2 separate regions of the Homo sapiens genome follow, and region 2 is linked to region 1. Evidence: chromatin contacts called from ENCODE Hi-C or POLR2A ChIA-PET data. All regions are on one chromosome and are shown on one strand. The core of a region is the stretch at or near the end of the contact, and the rest is flanking DNA. Distances in the headings are between cores, read along the strand shown.

Region 1 (7,582 bases), core at 3,488-5,987:
AACCCCAAGGAACTGAATTACACCAACAACCATGTGATCCTGGAAGTGGGTCCTTCCCCCATCCAGACTTGAGATGAGAGCCTGCTCTGGAAGACATCTTGATGACAATCTTGCAGAGGACCTAGCTAAGCCATGTCCGGACTTCTAACCCACAGAAACTGAGATCGCAAATGTGTGACTTTAAACAGCTAAATTTGTGGTAATACTGTTATGCTAATACATACTCTCTCATTTAAGTCTCACAACAATCCCCATAAGTAGGTCTTATTATTCATCCTCATTTCCAAATGAGGGTATAGAAGTTCAGAGGGGGTGAGTAACTTTCCCAAGGCCACACAGCTAAGAAGCGGCAAAGCTAGAATTCAAACCCACACTTCTGACCCCAGTGCCCCAGATATTAATGATTACAAAACGACATTGCATCATTATCTTCCTGGGCACTGACAAATACCCCTGTGACATGGAAAGGGCTGAGATTATTGTGCCTCTGACAGTTGGGGAAATTGAGGCTCAGAGCAGGGGGAGTGACGTGCCCAAGGTTACCAGGAAGTGGCAGAAGCAGAATTGCCACCCACATCTAATGGCATGTACCACCCTGTTTCTCTAGATAAGGGTAGATTTTCCATCAAAGAGAGCCCTAGCTTTTTACCGGCAATTTTTCACACTACAAACATGCGGTGAGCAGTTTGTCTCAAGAACAAATGAATTCTGCCTGCAACCAGCGGGCCTAGACAATGAATTGGCAAATTCATTCATCAAGGCTCCAGCAAAACTTGTTTGTTTAAAAATGAGGCCATTACTGGCTGCTTATCTAATCAGAGGCAATGGGTTTAAATTGTGCATGTTGATATTAATTGCCCAAGATTTGCATTTCTAGCTGGAGATCCCCCAGGAGAACACAAACATGATAATTCACCAGACGCCTCTGACACGCGCCAGCTCGGCACTGTCCCCCATGTTATTTGAGTCCATAATTCATGATGTGACAGCCCACAGGAAGGCTGAGGGTGCTGTGAAAATGAACTATCTTTTTCTTTCTAACAAAATAACTATGTATAGGACCTTTGCTGATTGCTACTAGCTGTCTCTGTTTGGAAACATTGAGCTAGCTTCTGGGGCATTTCCAGATTAGGGAAATTTGTCCTCATTTTCTGATGATGTATGCTTCCCTGTAACTGAGATTGAGCAATCAGCCTGGAGCAAGTGACCCACATAAGACCTCTTCATCCTCTTTTTTGGAGTGGTCAAGCCGGAGATCTCAGCACTTCACTTCTTTGGGGACCCAGGTCCCCCATCTGCAAAGCAGGGAGCTTGGACAGAATCCCACACGTGGCCCTCACCAACTCAGATGTCCCCGGGACTATGGTTCTCAGACAGTGTATCTCCCCTGATGAGCAGAGCTCATACACAATCCCCTGCCTCTCTGGTCAAGCTGGCCTGGCCAGCAAACAACCACTCTGATGACTCATGGCTGAGACCCCCATTCCCACGCCCCCCCATGTTGCTGTGAGGCCTGTTAGCCCCATTCCTTCGCCTGGCTGCCTCCCACCCACACCTCAGCCTTCTCAGTGTGGACACAGGTGCACAGGCACTGTCAGGAATGGGGGCCTCTGCACAGCTCTTGGGAGGTGCCTTTGGGGTCCCATCTGATTTGCCAAACTCTTGCCTAACCCACCCAGCAGGATGGGTAACAGCTAAAAGCATGGCTTTCCTGAGCTTTGCTCCTCCTGGTGGGGGTGGGGGCAAGAAGAGAGGGTGGGGAGACCTGGTACCAGTTTTCAGTCATAAGCAGTTGAATCTCATGATTTGTAGTAATTATGTCCTATAAGATCTCTGCGGACACTGAATTAGCAAAAATGGAAACATTGTTCCTAGGGGAAATACAAGGCTAGATTCCTACAAATCTCCCATCACAACATTCATCAACCATAATACATGAACTTGGCCAGGCGTGGTGGTTCACACACAGTCCCAGAACACTGGGAGGCCAAGGCGGGAGATTTCTTGAGCCCAGGAGTTCGAGGCTGCAGTGAGCTATGATCGTGTCACTGCACTCCAGCCTGGGTGAAAGAGCACGACCCTGTCTCTAAAATTAATAATAATAAACTTGTCTTATGTGTGTTTCTTTTTAAAGACATTATTATTATTATTATTTTGAGACAGAGTCTCACTTTGTTGCCCAGGCTGCATTACAGTGGTGTGATCTTGGCTCACTGCAACCTCTGCCTCCCAGGGTCAAGCCATTCTCCTGCCTCAGCCTCCCGGGTAGCTGGGATGATAGGTGCCCATGACCACGCCTGGCTAATTTTTGTATTTTTAGTAGAGATGGGGTTTCACCATGTTGGCCAGGCTGATCCTGAACTCCTGACCTCAGGTGATCCACCCACCTCAGCCTCCCAAAGTGCTGGGATTACAGGCATGAGCCACTGTGCCGGCTAAAGACATCTTATTAAATATAGATTATTGTTTTATTAACATTGAACGCACAGCCAACAGCACTGTAATTCATGCCTGAATGAAGCTTATCTAACACATATTTTCTGTGTAAGGCACATTGCAGACTTCTTGTGCTTAGGAACATGAGACGGCACTTCAGCACTATGCTGGGGGGCCATTTTAAACAGTGCAATCGCCAACAAAAAGCACAAAAATGCAAAAAAAAAAAAAAAAAAGAGTAGCATTAAATGGACCATAAAAAGACACCTCTTCGCAGTACAAGAGCTAAAACCACAAGACAGAACAGGGACTTCAGCGGGGAGCGTGCACTTGGGGTGACTCAAGTATTTTGCTGCTCTGGGCATGTCCTTGAATGACCACAAAAGCCTGTTAGTATTGATCTTGGCGTTGCAAGTCCATTTCAGTGAGGAGGCGAATTTGCAAATATGGAGTCCATGAATCACAAGGGTCCACTCTACCTCCCTGTCCCTGGGGAGAGGAGGCACTGGCACGCACCACTGATGTGGTGGGGAACGTGGGGAGATTTTCTGGGAGAAATTCAGATAGACTGGGTTTTGGAAGGGTCCAGTGGGTCCCTTGAGAGCAACCAGGTAAGGTGAGTTTGGGGGCAGCTTCCTTCCCCAGGGGACCTCAGTGTCTTGTGTGCATGATGCTTGGACATCAACACTACATCCTTTTACCTCGAAGCTGCCAAAGGGCTCCTGTGAAAACCTAAGGCACTTCAAGTCACTCCTCTGTGTAAAACTCTCCATGGCTCCCATCTTCCTCTGAGGTCTGACCCAATCTCTTCCCCTAGACTCCTCTGATCCCATACCAAGCTATGCTAATTTTCTTGCTGTTGTGCCACCCACACACTAAGCCTGCTCCTCCCCAGGGCCTCTGCACATGCTGTTCCCTCTTCCCAGAATGCTGTACCCAGCCATCAGTCCCCCAGCTCACTCCTTTGCTTTGTGCAGGTCTCGTTGAAATGCCACCTGCTCAGAGCAGCTTCCCCAACCAGCTTATCTCAGACAGCTCTCCGTCACTTCCCGCTCCTCCCGTGGCTTTGTGTTTCCTCGTAGCCAGACGCATCACATCATCGCTCATCTTTCCATTGCCGGTTCCCTGACTAGAATGTGAGTTTTGTTTGGTCCCTCCTGTGTCCCCAGAACTCAGCACTGTGTACTCGATACATCACTGTGCTGTAGGAATGGATGCTGGTGAGTTTCTTCCCTCTATTATGACAGCTCTCTGTGCAGTTTATTTATGGTGTCATTGTATAGAATGAAGGGGAAAATAAGAATGTGTGATACAAGACAAGGAGGAAAACCCAGATATGTGGATTAAAAAGGTTTTACCCAACTGAAAAATTATAGGGTGAATTTGATGGCTACAGAGGAACAATTGCTTATTTATCTGAGAGACAGGGTCTTGCTCTGTCACCCAGGCTGGAGTGCAGTGGCACGATCATAACTCACTGTAACCTTAAATATTTGGGCTGAAATGATCCTCCCGCCTCAGCCTCCTAAAGTGCTGGGATTACAATCATGCAGCATTGCGCCCGGCCTGAAGTGATCCTTATTAACATGCACTGAGCTCTCTTGTATGACAGGCACCCCACCGGAGACATTCCTGCACACTATTTAATTTTCACAGCAGCAGGCCAGGCACAGTGGCTCACACCTGTAATCCCAGCACTTTGGGAGGCCAAGGCGGGCAGATCGCCTGAGGTCAGAAGTCCCAGACCAGCCTGGTCAACATGGTGAAACCCCGTCTCTACTTAAAATACAAAAATTAGCCGGGTGTGGTGGCATGTGCCTGCAGTAGTCCCAGCTATTGGGGTGGCTGAGGCAGGAGAATCGAATTGTTTGAACCCAGGAGGCAGAGGTTACAGTGAGCCAGGATTGCGCCACTGCACTCCAGCCTTGGCGACAAAGCAAGACTCCATCTCAAAAAAACAAAAAAAATTTACAGCAGCAAAGTAGGGGTTATGACCTTTATTTTACATAGGAGACAACTGAGACCAGAAAAGTTAAACAACTTCCTCAAAGTCACACAGCCAGCACCTCACATGGAAGGGATCTGAGCCCCGCCAGCCTCCCAGACCTATTGTGGGGTTCCTGACACACTACGTTGCCTGTCGCTCAATTTGAAACCTGATCTTAAGGGTTTGAAAACAAAAACCGGCTTTTCTAAAAAGAATGACCTGTTCCCCAACAATGCAAAATACGGATGCACACGGTTATTCGTTGCACCACTGTTTGTAATTGCAAAATTGTGGAAATACCCTAAATGTCCATTTACAGGAATGTTCTGCCACTGTGGAAAGGAATGAGGAAGCTGACTCTGCACTGATAGACAATGATTTCCGGGTTTTGTCGTCATGTGGAAACAAAGCAAAGTACAAGAATCTACAGCATGCCATATTTTGTGTAAGAAAGAAGAAGAAATAAGAAAATGTTTGGGCTGGGTGTGGTGGCTCACACCTGTAATCCCAGAATTTTGGGAGGCAGAAGCGGGCAGATCACCTGAGGTGAGAAGTTCGAGACAAGCCTGGCCAACGTGGCAAAGCCCCATCTCTACTAAAAATACAAAAATTAGCTGGGAATGGTGGCAGATGCCTGTAATCCCAGCTACTCAGGAGGCTGAGGCAGGAGAATCACCTGAACCCGGGAGGTGGAGGTTGCAGTGAGCCAAGACCTAACCACTGCACTCCAGCCCAGGCTACAGAATGAGACTTCATCTCAAAAAAGAAAAAAAGAAAATGTCTGTGGACTTGTCCATTTTCGCAAAAGTAAGCAGAGGAAAGAAAAGGCAGAAATTGATGCAACGAGCCACGTAATAATGGGAGTTGCAGTCAGGGGGCAATGGGGACAGGGAGAGTTGGGACGCTTTTCTGAGTGCCCCATTTTGCAGAGTGTTGACCTTCAGGAACATGTTAATGTTCTACATACTGAAAACAAGAAAAAGTCAACAAAGATCAGGGTGGCAGGAGCCCTAAATGGAATGTAAACTGAAACAAGTGAACCTACCTGTATTTCAAATGAATAAAGTAACCACATTAAAGGGTAGTGGAGGAAGAGAACGACTCCAGATAACTTTGAACGTAACACTTCCATCATATATACTCGGGCTAAACACAAAAGAACTGCATCCAGTACTGAACTCTACCTAGAAGCCTTACTTTTTGTTTTTACAGTGACATGGGCTGGAAATTCTGAAATGAACTTCCCTGTATTGCTCAGTGTTGGAGAAGAGATTTACAAGTATGAAAAGGGAGAATATTAGAATGAATTCTAATATGTGGTGGCAGGGCACGGTGGCTCACACCTGTAATCCCAGCAACTCTGGGAAGCCAAGGCAGGCAGATCACCTGAGGTCAGGAGTTTGAGACCAGTCTAGCCAACATGGTGAAACCCCATCTCTGCTGAAAATACAAAAATTAGCCAGGTGTGGTGGCACATGCCTGTAATTCCAGCAGAGGTTGCAGTGAGCTGAGATGGCGCCACTGCACTCCAGCCTGGGTGACAAGAGTGAAACTCCGTCTCAAAAAAAAAAAGAATGAATTCTGTGGTGCTGGATTGAAATTGTTTTATAGATAATCAGTAGAATAGACAGAAAAATTTAAGTTGGCATATACATGTATATGTGTGTGTATGTATTTTATATATACATAATATATTATATATGTATTTTTTATATATATATATATATTTGTACTTATACATCTTGGTGTGTATGTGGGTGTGTTTCTTGGTTCTGTCTGCTGCAGAGGCCTAGTAGCACTCCAGTAGCAATGACTGCTCCTAGGACTCAGATCGTGGTTTCTAAAAACCATCCCCCAGTAAAAGGAATCAAGGCTCCTTGGAGAAATGGCCATTTCCAGGATACTGCAAGGGAAGTACAAGATGAACCAGGGCATCTGGTTGTGGCTTACTGCTCCTTGAGTAAGCAAGGAAGTGCTAAAATATGACAGGGATATCACGAAGGTCACAAATGAGCCACCTTGAAAAAGTGCCCACTGGCCAAACTGGACTAATTTGAGCATCAAAATAATGATTGTTAACAGAGTATTCATGGAATCAAGTAAATCCATGCCTATATACATTGAGAAATGAATAAACAAATGGGAGAGAAGAGAAAGCTCTTCCACACAGCTGACTGCCAGCTAATAATCAAGGAGGGAGTGGAGTTACAAAATTTCCATTTTACAACTATCATAGCAATCTCTTTGTAACTATCATAGGGAGGAACCATCAAAGGATGCTAAAAGCAGTGGGTAAAAGTTTGACAGGGAACAGGATATCCTCATAGTCTGAAGGTGACTACCCACTAATTACTTAGGAATTAGGTTTAAGGGAAAATAGGTTTACAATACAGAAACCTTAACCAAGTAATCAAAGTAAAAATCATCGATATTGGGAGTAAATGGCATCGTGCGCCTCTCGATACATTTGCTGCAGAAGCGACTCACTTCTGAGTTCTTCCTGCCAAAAATGCACACTCTAATGGTAATCACGAGAAAACATCAGACAAACCCCAACTGAGGGGCATTCTGTAAAATAACTGGCCTGTATGGGCTGGGTGCAATGGCTCACGCCTGTAATCCCAGCACTTTGGGAGGCCGAGGGGGGTGGATCACGATGTCAGGAGTTTGAGACCAGCCTGACCAACATGGTGAAACCCCGTCTCTACTAAAAATACAAAAATTAGCCGGGCGTGGTGGTGTGCACCTGTAATCCCAGCTACTCAGGAGGCTGAGGCAGGAGAATTGCTTGAATCCAGGAGGCAGAGGTTGCAGTGAGCCAAGATTGTGCCACGGCACTCCAGCCTGGGCGACAGAGCAAGACTCTGTCTCAAAATAAATAAATAAATAAATAAATAAATAAATAAATAAATAAATAAATAAAATAACTGGCCTATATGCTTAAAAGAAGTCCAAGTCACTAAAGGTTGGAAAAGCCTGAGGAACTATCCCAGATCAAGGAAGACTAAGAATACTCTGCACCTTAATTACAATATGTGATCCTAGACCTGATTCAGGAATGGAAAAGAAGAAAAGGTACAAAGGATACTCTTAAAGAATTAGCAAAATCTGAAGATGGATTGTGAATGAGATAATAGTGTTGTTTCAATACGAAATTTC
Region 2 (7,582 bases), core at 3,326-5,825, 300 kb before region 1:
AAAAACACGAAAATTAGCCGGGCGTGGTGGCACATGCCTGTAGTCCCAGCTACTCAGGAGGCTGAGGCAGGAGAATCGCTTGAACCTGGGAGGTGGAGGTTGCAGTGAGCTGAGATTGCACCATTGCGCTCCAGCCTGGGTGACACAGCGAGACTACATTTCAAAAAAGAAAAAAAATTGATAGAATAAGGAGAAACTGACAAATCTACCATCAGTGTGGCATATTTAAAATGCTCCTCTTAACTATTGATAGCAAAGCTGAAAAAAATAGCAAAGATTTGAACAACAGGAGTAACAAACTTGATCCAATGGACAGTGATTGAATCTCACCTTCCACAGTTAGGCGCTCCCCAAGCAATCATGGACCATTTACAAAAATTGATTGTATACCAGATTAGAAAGCAAGTTCCAAAGCATTTCAAAGAGGTACAGGTTGATTATCCCTTACCCAGAATGCTTGGGACCAGCAGTGCTTTGGATTTTGGATTTTCTTTTTTTGTATTTGGAATATTTGCATTATATACTTACTGGTTCAGCATCCCTAACCTGAAAAATTGAAATCCAAAAGGGTCCAATGAGCATTTCTTTTCTTTTCATTTTCTTTCTTTCCTTCCCTCCTTCCTTCCTTCATTCCCTCCCTCCCTCCCTCCCTTCCTTCCCCCTCTCTTTCTTTCCCTTTCCCTCTTTCCTTTTCTTTCTTTCTTTCTTTTTCTTTCTTTCTTTCTTTCTTTCTTTCTTTCTTTCTTTCTTTCTTTCTTTCTTTCTTTTTCTTTCTCTCTCTCTTTCTTTCTTTCTCTCTTTCCTCTCTTTCTCTTCTCTCTCTCTCTTCTCCTCCCATCCCCCCCTCTGTTTCTTTTTTTGAGACAGAGTCTTGATGTGTTGGCCAGGGTGGAGTACAGTGGCACTATCATAGCTCAACAAATCTACTGGGCTCAAGGGATCCTCCTACCTCATTCTCCTGAGTAACTGGGACTACAGGTGTGCGCCACCACACCTGACTAATTTTTAAAATTTTGCAGAGACAGGGTCTCACTATGTTGCCCAGGTTGGTCTTGAACTCCTGGGCTCAAGTGATCCTCTCACCTCAACATCTCAAAGTGCTGGGATTACAGGCGTGAGCTACTGTGTCCAACCCCAATGAGCATTTGAGTGTCATGTCTGTGCTTTAAAAGTTTTTAATTTTGGGCCGGGTGTGGTGTCTCACGCCTGTAATCGCAGCACTTTGGGAGGCTGAAGTGGGCAGCCTTGAGTGAACTCCTGAACTTGAGATCAGGAGTTCAAGACTAGCCTAGTCAACATGGCAAAACCCTGTTTCTACTAAAAATAGAAAAATTAGCTGGGCATGGTGGTGCACACCTGTGGTCCCAGCTACTCGGGAGGCTGAGGCAGGAGAATCACTTGAACCCAGGAGGCAGAGGTTGCAGTGAGCCAAGATTGTGCCACTGCACTCCAGCCTGGGTGACAAAGCGAGACCCTGTCTCAAAACAACAACAACAACAACAATCACAACAAACAAATAAAAAATAAAAGTTTTGAATTTTCGAGCATTTTGGATTTTGGATTTTCAGATTAGAGATACTTAGCCTGTATTTGATAGAGGACATTCTTTGATCATGATGCAATGAAGTTAGAGGGTAATAACAAAAATACAATTTAAAAAATCCCATATATTTAGGAATTTGTCACAGAGATCAACAAATTGACCAAAGAAACAGAGAAGAAAGCCCCGAGGCAGATGCAGGCATACGTGGAGCTCTGACCTATGCCAGTGGGAACATGTCAGATCAGTGTGCAAGAGGGACTATTCATTACTCAGAGTGGGTAAAATTGGTTGTTCACGTGAGGGGAAAGTGCAGTTGGATCACTACCTTACAGCATAACCGAGAATCAGTTCTAAATGGATTAATAATAGAGGTACAACTTTAACACAGTTTGGAGAAAACATAGGTTAATATCTTTCTGCCTTCAGGGAAATAATTGTTAAATAAAATACACCAAAAAGCATTAACTGTGATAAAATAATTGATACAATTAAAAAATAACAATTTTGTTTCCCCAAAGATACCTTAAAGCAAATGAGAAGACAAGCTAAATCTGGGAGGAGACATATACACATATACATGCATAATCAGGATTGGTATCAAAAACCCCTATGAACTAGCAAGAAAAGGAAAAATGTGCAAAAAAGCCATGAACCAGCATTTCACCAAAGATGAAACAGCTATGGCCAAAAATTATGACAAGATGCTTAATTAAGCCCACTGGCTATTAGGCACGTGGAAGTCAAGACCACAACGAGACATCATCTTTCACGCATTTGATGGGTAAACATTATGATGTCTGACACTGCTAAATGTTGGCGAGGACGTGGATCAACAGGAACTCTCAAAATTGCTGGTGAGAGTGTAATTAGTTCAAGCACTTTGGAAAAGCAGTTTGGCATTTCTCTTCGTGTAGAGCAGGGGGCCCCAACCCCCAGGCCATGAACTGGCTGGGGAGGAAACATTATCACCTGAGCCCCACCTCCTGTCAGATCAGTGGTAGCGTTAGGCTCTCATAGGACTGAGAACCCTATTGTGAACTGTGCATGTGAGGGATTTAGGTTGTGGGCTCCTTATGAGAATCTAATGCCTGATGATCTGAGGCAGAACAGTTTCATCCTGAAACCATTCCCCACTCTGCCCCCCGAATCTGTGGAAAAATTGTCTTCCATGAAACCAGTCCCTGGTGCCCAAAAGGTTGGGGATCACTGGTATAGAGGCACACTGGCACACCTATGCTCTGGCAAATCTACCTCCCAATTATATCTAAGGGGAAGCCTTGCAGTGTTCCTAGAGATGCACCTGAGAATGTTCATAACAGCGTTGTTAGTAATCACAGAAACAGCCCGACTTCCCCTTGATAGGAGAGTGGCCTTGTGGTATCGTCACAGAACACAGCATTCTAAACCTCTGAAAGCAAATGGACCGCAGCTACCGGCCACAGCGTGGGCAAAGCTAAGACACATAAATGCTGATAAAAAAAAAAAAAAAAGTTCCAGCGACTACAGTTTCATACCTTTAAAAAATTTACTTATTTATTTTACTTTTTTTTTTTTTTTTTGAGGCAGACTCTTACTCTATTGCCCAGGCTGGATTCCAGTGGTGTGACCTTGGCTCATTGCAACCTCCACCTCCTGGGTTCAAGCAATTCTTCTGCTTCAGCTTCCCGAATAGCTGGGACTACAGGTGCTCACCACCATGCTCAGCTAATTTTTGTATTTTTAGTAGAGATGGGATTTTACCATGGAGGCCATGTGATCCTCCCGCCTGAGCCTCTGGAGTAGCTGGGACTACAAGCACACCACCACACCCAGCTTTTTTTTTTTTTTTTTTTTGTAGAGATGGGGGTCTCACTATGTTGCCCAGGCTGAGATTACAGGCATGAGCCACCACACTTGGTCAATACCATTTTTTTTTTTTTTTGGAGACAGTGTCTTGCCCTGTCACACCCAGGCTGGAGCACAGGGGTGCAATCTTGGCTCACTGCAACCTCTGTATTCCAGGCTCAGGCAATTCTCCTGCCTCAGCCTCCCAAGTAGCTGGGGTTATAGGCGTGTGCCACCATACCTGGCTAATTTTTTGTATTTTTAGTAGAGACTGATTTTTACCATGTTAGCCGGGCTGGTCTCAAACTCCTGGCCTCAAGTTGATCTGCCCACTTCGGCCTCCCAAAGTGCTGGGATTACAGGCGTGAGCCACCGTGCCCAGCCCATACCTTTTTAATAATGGTTTAATGCCAAGAAAAAGTAAGTAATACATATCTAAACATTTATACTGCACTGAACTATACAGACAGAGCTGTAAAGGGCACATACAAAATTCAGGATGCCTCTGGGGAGGGGAGGTAGGGAAGGGTAGGGGAGACTCAGGAATTTGGATTTTGTTTGCAGGCAAAGGAGGGGGCACTGTTTCTAAGAAGAGTGATGATACCACCGTATTTTTGAAAAATGATGAAACAGCGTGGGGGAAACTGCTATGTCTTCCATATTCAGGCTTTTTCTTCTCCAAGCCCATTTCCTCCCTAGCAATGATAAGAGGAAACACTCCCGGTGAGTCAGATGCTCTCTAAATATTTTTGCTCATTGAATGTTGACACCAGCCCTGTGTTTAGTATCATACTGGGAACACGCATGAGGAGCTGAAGCACAGACAGGTTAAGTGGCTCGCCCAGGGTCATACAGCTACTCAGTGCTGGAGCCGAGATCACACCAGGCTCTGCTTCCCCACCAGAACCATGAGAGGTTGGGAGTGACCCTACTGGACAGGGATATCTGAGGTGGGAGGGGCTGTGTGTGTGTTCATGCTGAGGCCGGCATGCTTAGAACATCAACCTCAATTTTCCTCCCCACAGGGTCTGGCGGGGAGGCAGGGAGCAAGGTCGTTAAGGGTGGGCAGGGTGAGGGGGAGATTCCCTGACAGCCTGGGTTCTGCCCCTCACTTGCTACAGCCCCATGCAAGCCTCTTGGCCTCTCTGAGGCTCTGTATTCTCACCTGTCAAATGGGGGTTGTCCTGGGTGTTACTTCAAAGGCTGATGAGAAAGGAGTGAGTGGGCTGGCTCGCAGCCTGGCGTGACAAGCAATGCATAAATGTATGCCGTATGAGTCACCTGTCCACAGTGGCCCCAGCAGCTCTCTCTAGCAGGGCTTGGCCAAGACTAGGCCCTCAGAGTGTAAGAAAACTCCTGGTTTGGTGCCTAGCACACTATAGATGTGGCAAACTGTGTCCAAGAACGTTTTGATGGGAGCCTGCCTGGATGACAGAAGATCAGAGTGTGCTGGAATGTCCCACCCTTTCCAGCTTCCCGCAGCCAAGCCAGGCTCTGGGGTGATCATTCCCATAGCAACCACCAGGGGTCAGGGCTGGCCACTTCTGCCTTCTTCCCTCATCCTAGCGCCTGTGGGTGGCGATGACATCCCTGCCATCTATGAGGTGGAGCATTTCCAACAAGAGCAGGTCTGAGGCCCTGGCTTGACTTTCCCAGTCCTGTTAAAGAAGAACATTGGTAAGTGTGTCCATCCATCTGTTGGGCTGTCTGTTGTTCTAACATTCACCCATCCATTTATACTTTTGTCCATTCATCCATTTATCTGTTCATTCTTTTGTCTGCCCATCCATCCATTATCGCTTTATCTTCTATTTCCTCATCTATCCACTCATCTGTTCCTTCATCCAGCCATTCATCTGACTATCCATCTGTCCATTGTCCTCCACCCGTCATCCATCCGTCCAGCCTCCATCCATTCATCCGTCCATCTATCCATTCTAATGTCTGCGTGTCCATCTGTCCATCTATCCATCCATCCCTCCATCCATCCATCCTTCCTTCCTCCTTCATCCACTCATCTGTCCATTCTAATGTCTGTGGGCTCTTCTCTTCATCCATCCATTCATCCATCCATCCATCCATCCATCCATCCATCCATCCAATGTTCAAACACCTGTCCATCTACTCTCTGTCTATCCAACATGCAGTGAGACCTTCTGTTGAGCCAGGACTTGCTCAGCTCCAGGGTACCCTATGAAGGAAGGAGACCCAGTTCCCGTTTCTGCCACTTCACTCCCCCACCTTTGGCTCACCATTTGCTGGGGAGTGGAGAAGTATCAGGCAGTGATAACATAATGAGATGTGTGTGGTCAAGCTCGGAGGTGCAAAAATGTCATATTAATTTTTATGTCACATTAGACTCCAAGGCCTCTCATCCCCTGCATGGGTAGGAAATTCAACTCGTCCTTTATGGAGAAGGCCATTGGGTTAAACAAAAATCTGGGTGGCTTAGGTTGCTTGCTCCTGGAAGGAAAACGGGGGAAGGGCCTGGGGTTAGACTCCGTGGTCTCAACGTGGTTCTCTACACCCTCCAGGCTTGGTCCAGGGAAAGCTTTGCTAAGGCTGAGAAGCCTGCTTCTCAGAAGCACGCCAGACCTGCTTTCAGGCTGTGCCTGGCACAGTGGGAGCCTCTGGTCTCAGACAGGCCCTGCATTTGTTCCCTTACCCAGGAACCCAGGCTGCAAGAACACAGACCTCTCTGGAGTGCCTGGAGCCTGTGGGCTTGGCTGCTTCCGCTAGCAGATGTTAGAGTGGGGAGAGAGGTGTCACCCAGCCTGGCCCGGGTGGTGCAGGGCAGGAGGGTTTCCTGTGGGAGGTGACTTCTACACCAAGACCACAGTGTTGAACAGGGTTAGGCAGGAGAAAAGGGAGGGGAAGTGGCACAGGCTTGGGGTTGGGTGTGGTGGGGGTAGAGAGAGAATGCAGGAGAGTGGGCTTGGTGAGCAGAGTGGCGGTGGGAGGAGCTGGAGAGAAACCAGAAAAATAAGGAAGAGCCAATTATGGTGCTCGGGAAGTAGGGAGATACTGAAGCTCTTTGACCAGGGGAGTTCCTGATCCAAGTGGTGTTTCAAGAAGATCACTCTGGCAGGGGGTGGAGGCAGGTTGGAGTGGCATCCAGGGAGGAGTAGCTGTCCTAGATTGTGCTTGGGCATCAGCAGCAGGTGATGATGAGCCACCACACCTGGGTCATGCTGCCAGCAGGAATAAAGGGAGGGGCGAGGCTCTGGGAGGTGCTGGGAGGTAGAACCCACACTGCAGGTCAGGTGAGGGTGAGGGTGAGGTTGGAGCATCATCAAGGCTGATGTCTTGGACTCTTGGGTAGTTGGGGTGGCCTGTCTGTAACTAAGATGGGGAACCCAACGGAGGGAAGAGAATTGGTGATGTGTGTGGCTCGGTTTGATTGATAGATTGGTGGATTTTCAGAGACAGGATCTACTCTGTTGCCTAGGCTGGAATGCAGTGGCACAATCAAAGCTCACTGCAGCCTCAAACTCCTTGGCTCAAGTGATCTTCCCATCTCAACCTCCTGAGTAGCTGCAACTACCGGTGTGCACCACAATGCCCAGCTATTTTTAAATTTTTCTGTAGAGATGGGGGTCTTGCTTCATTGCCTAGGGTGGTCTTGAACTCCTGGCTTCAAGTGACCCTCCTGCTGCAGCCTCCAAAAGCATAAGGATTATATGTGTGAACCACCATGCCTGGCCTAGTTATTTATTTTTAAGCATTAAAAAATGGTAAACATTTAAGCATTAAAAAATGGAGAATACACAGGATATGCCCATAGTTTAACAAAAATGATAAAGCAAATCCCTGTGTAACTACAACCCTGGTAAAGAAAGAGAACATTGCCACCACCCCAGAAACCCCCACCGCCAATCCTCCATCACAACCTCACTGTGCTGGAGAGGGAAACGTTATCCCGACACTTAGAGGAATCTCTCTCTCACTTTTATTTATGGTTTTACCACCTGTACAGTTTTAAACAATACAGTTTTAGCTCTTTAGTTTTAGTTTTAAAACAATACAGTTTTAGTTTTGCTTATTTTGGAAGATTACATGAATGAAACCCACCTTCTTTTACTCAATGTTATGTTTGTAAGATTCATCTGCATTGCTGTATGTAGAAGTAGTTTGTTCCTTTTCAATGCTGTATACTATTCCAATATGTGAACATACTATGATTTATTAATCCATTAATTTCCTGGTGGATGTTGG

What was found. A loop is a pair of places that touch in the nucleus more often than their neighbours do. ChIA-PET counts read pairs that join two places held with the same protein, here RNA polymerase II (POLR2A). Pooled maps may share reads with other maps.
Region 2: a loop to region 1 is called in a map of PC-9, with 5 times the contacts of the local background. The contact joins two enhancer-like sites. A Hi-C loop is called at or near these places in 1 of 168 maps with a recorded cell type or tissue (PC-9), 1 of 37 single-sample maps with no recorded cell type and 6 of 50 pooled maps. POLR2A ChIA-PET finds 5 or more read pairs at or near these places in 1 of 52 experiments (activated CD8-positive, alpha-beta memory T cell).

Annotation. Positions count from the first base shown.
Region 1 is chr16:57,889,419-57,897,000 of GRCh38, forward strand. All of the region lies in intron 31 of CNGB1 (cyclic nucleotide gated channel subunit beta 1), which reads right to left. Among named protein-coding and RNA genes, the nearest start is that of CNGB1, 78 kb to the right of the region's middle. Within about 2 kb of position 4,738, at least 10 of the 41 ENCODE cell types and tissues checked have a DNase peak (open chromatin) inside an H3K27ac peak, as active enhancers do; they include PC-9, where a contact is called at or near this core.
Region 2 is chr16:57,586,681-57,594,262 of GRCh38, forward strand. All of the region lies in intron 1 of LOC105371291 (a long non-coding RNA gene), which reads right to left. Among named protein-coding and RNA genes, the nearest start is that of ADGRG1, 38 kb to the right of the region's middle. RefSeq lists a silencer at 2,959-3,028 and an enhancer at 6,232-6,311. Within about 2 kb of position 4,576, at least 13 of the 41 ENCODE cell types and tissues checked have a DNase peak (open chromatin) inside an H3K27ac peak, as active enhancers do; they include PC-9, where a contact is called at or near this core.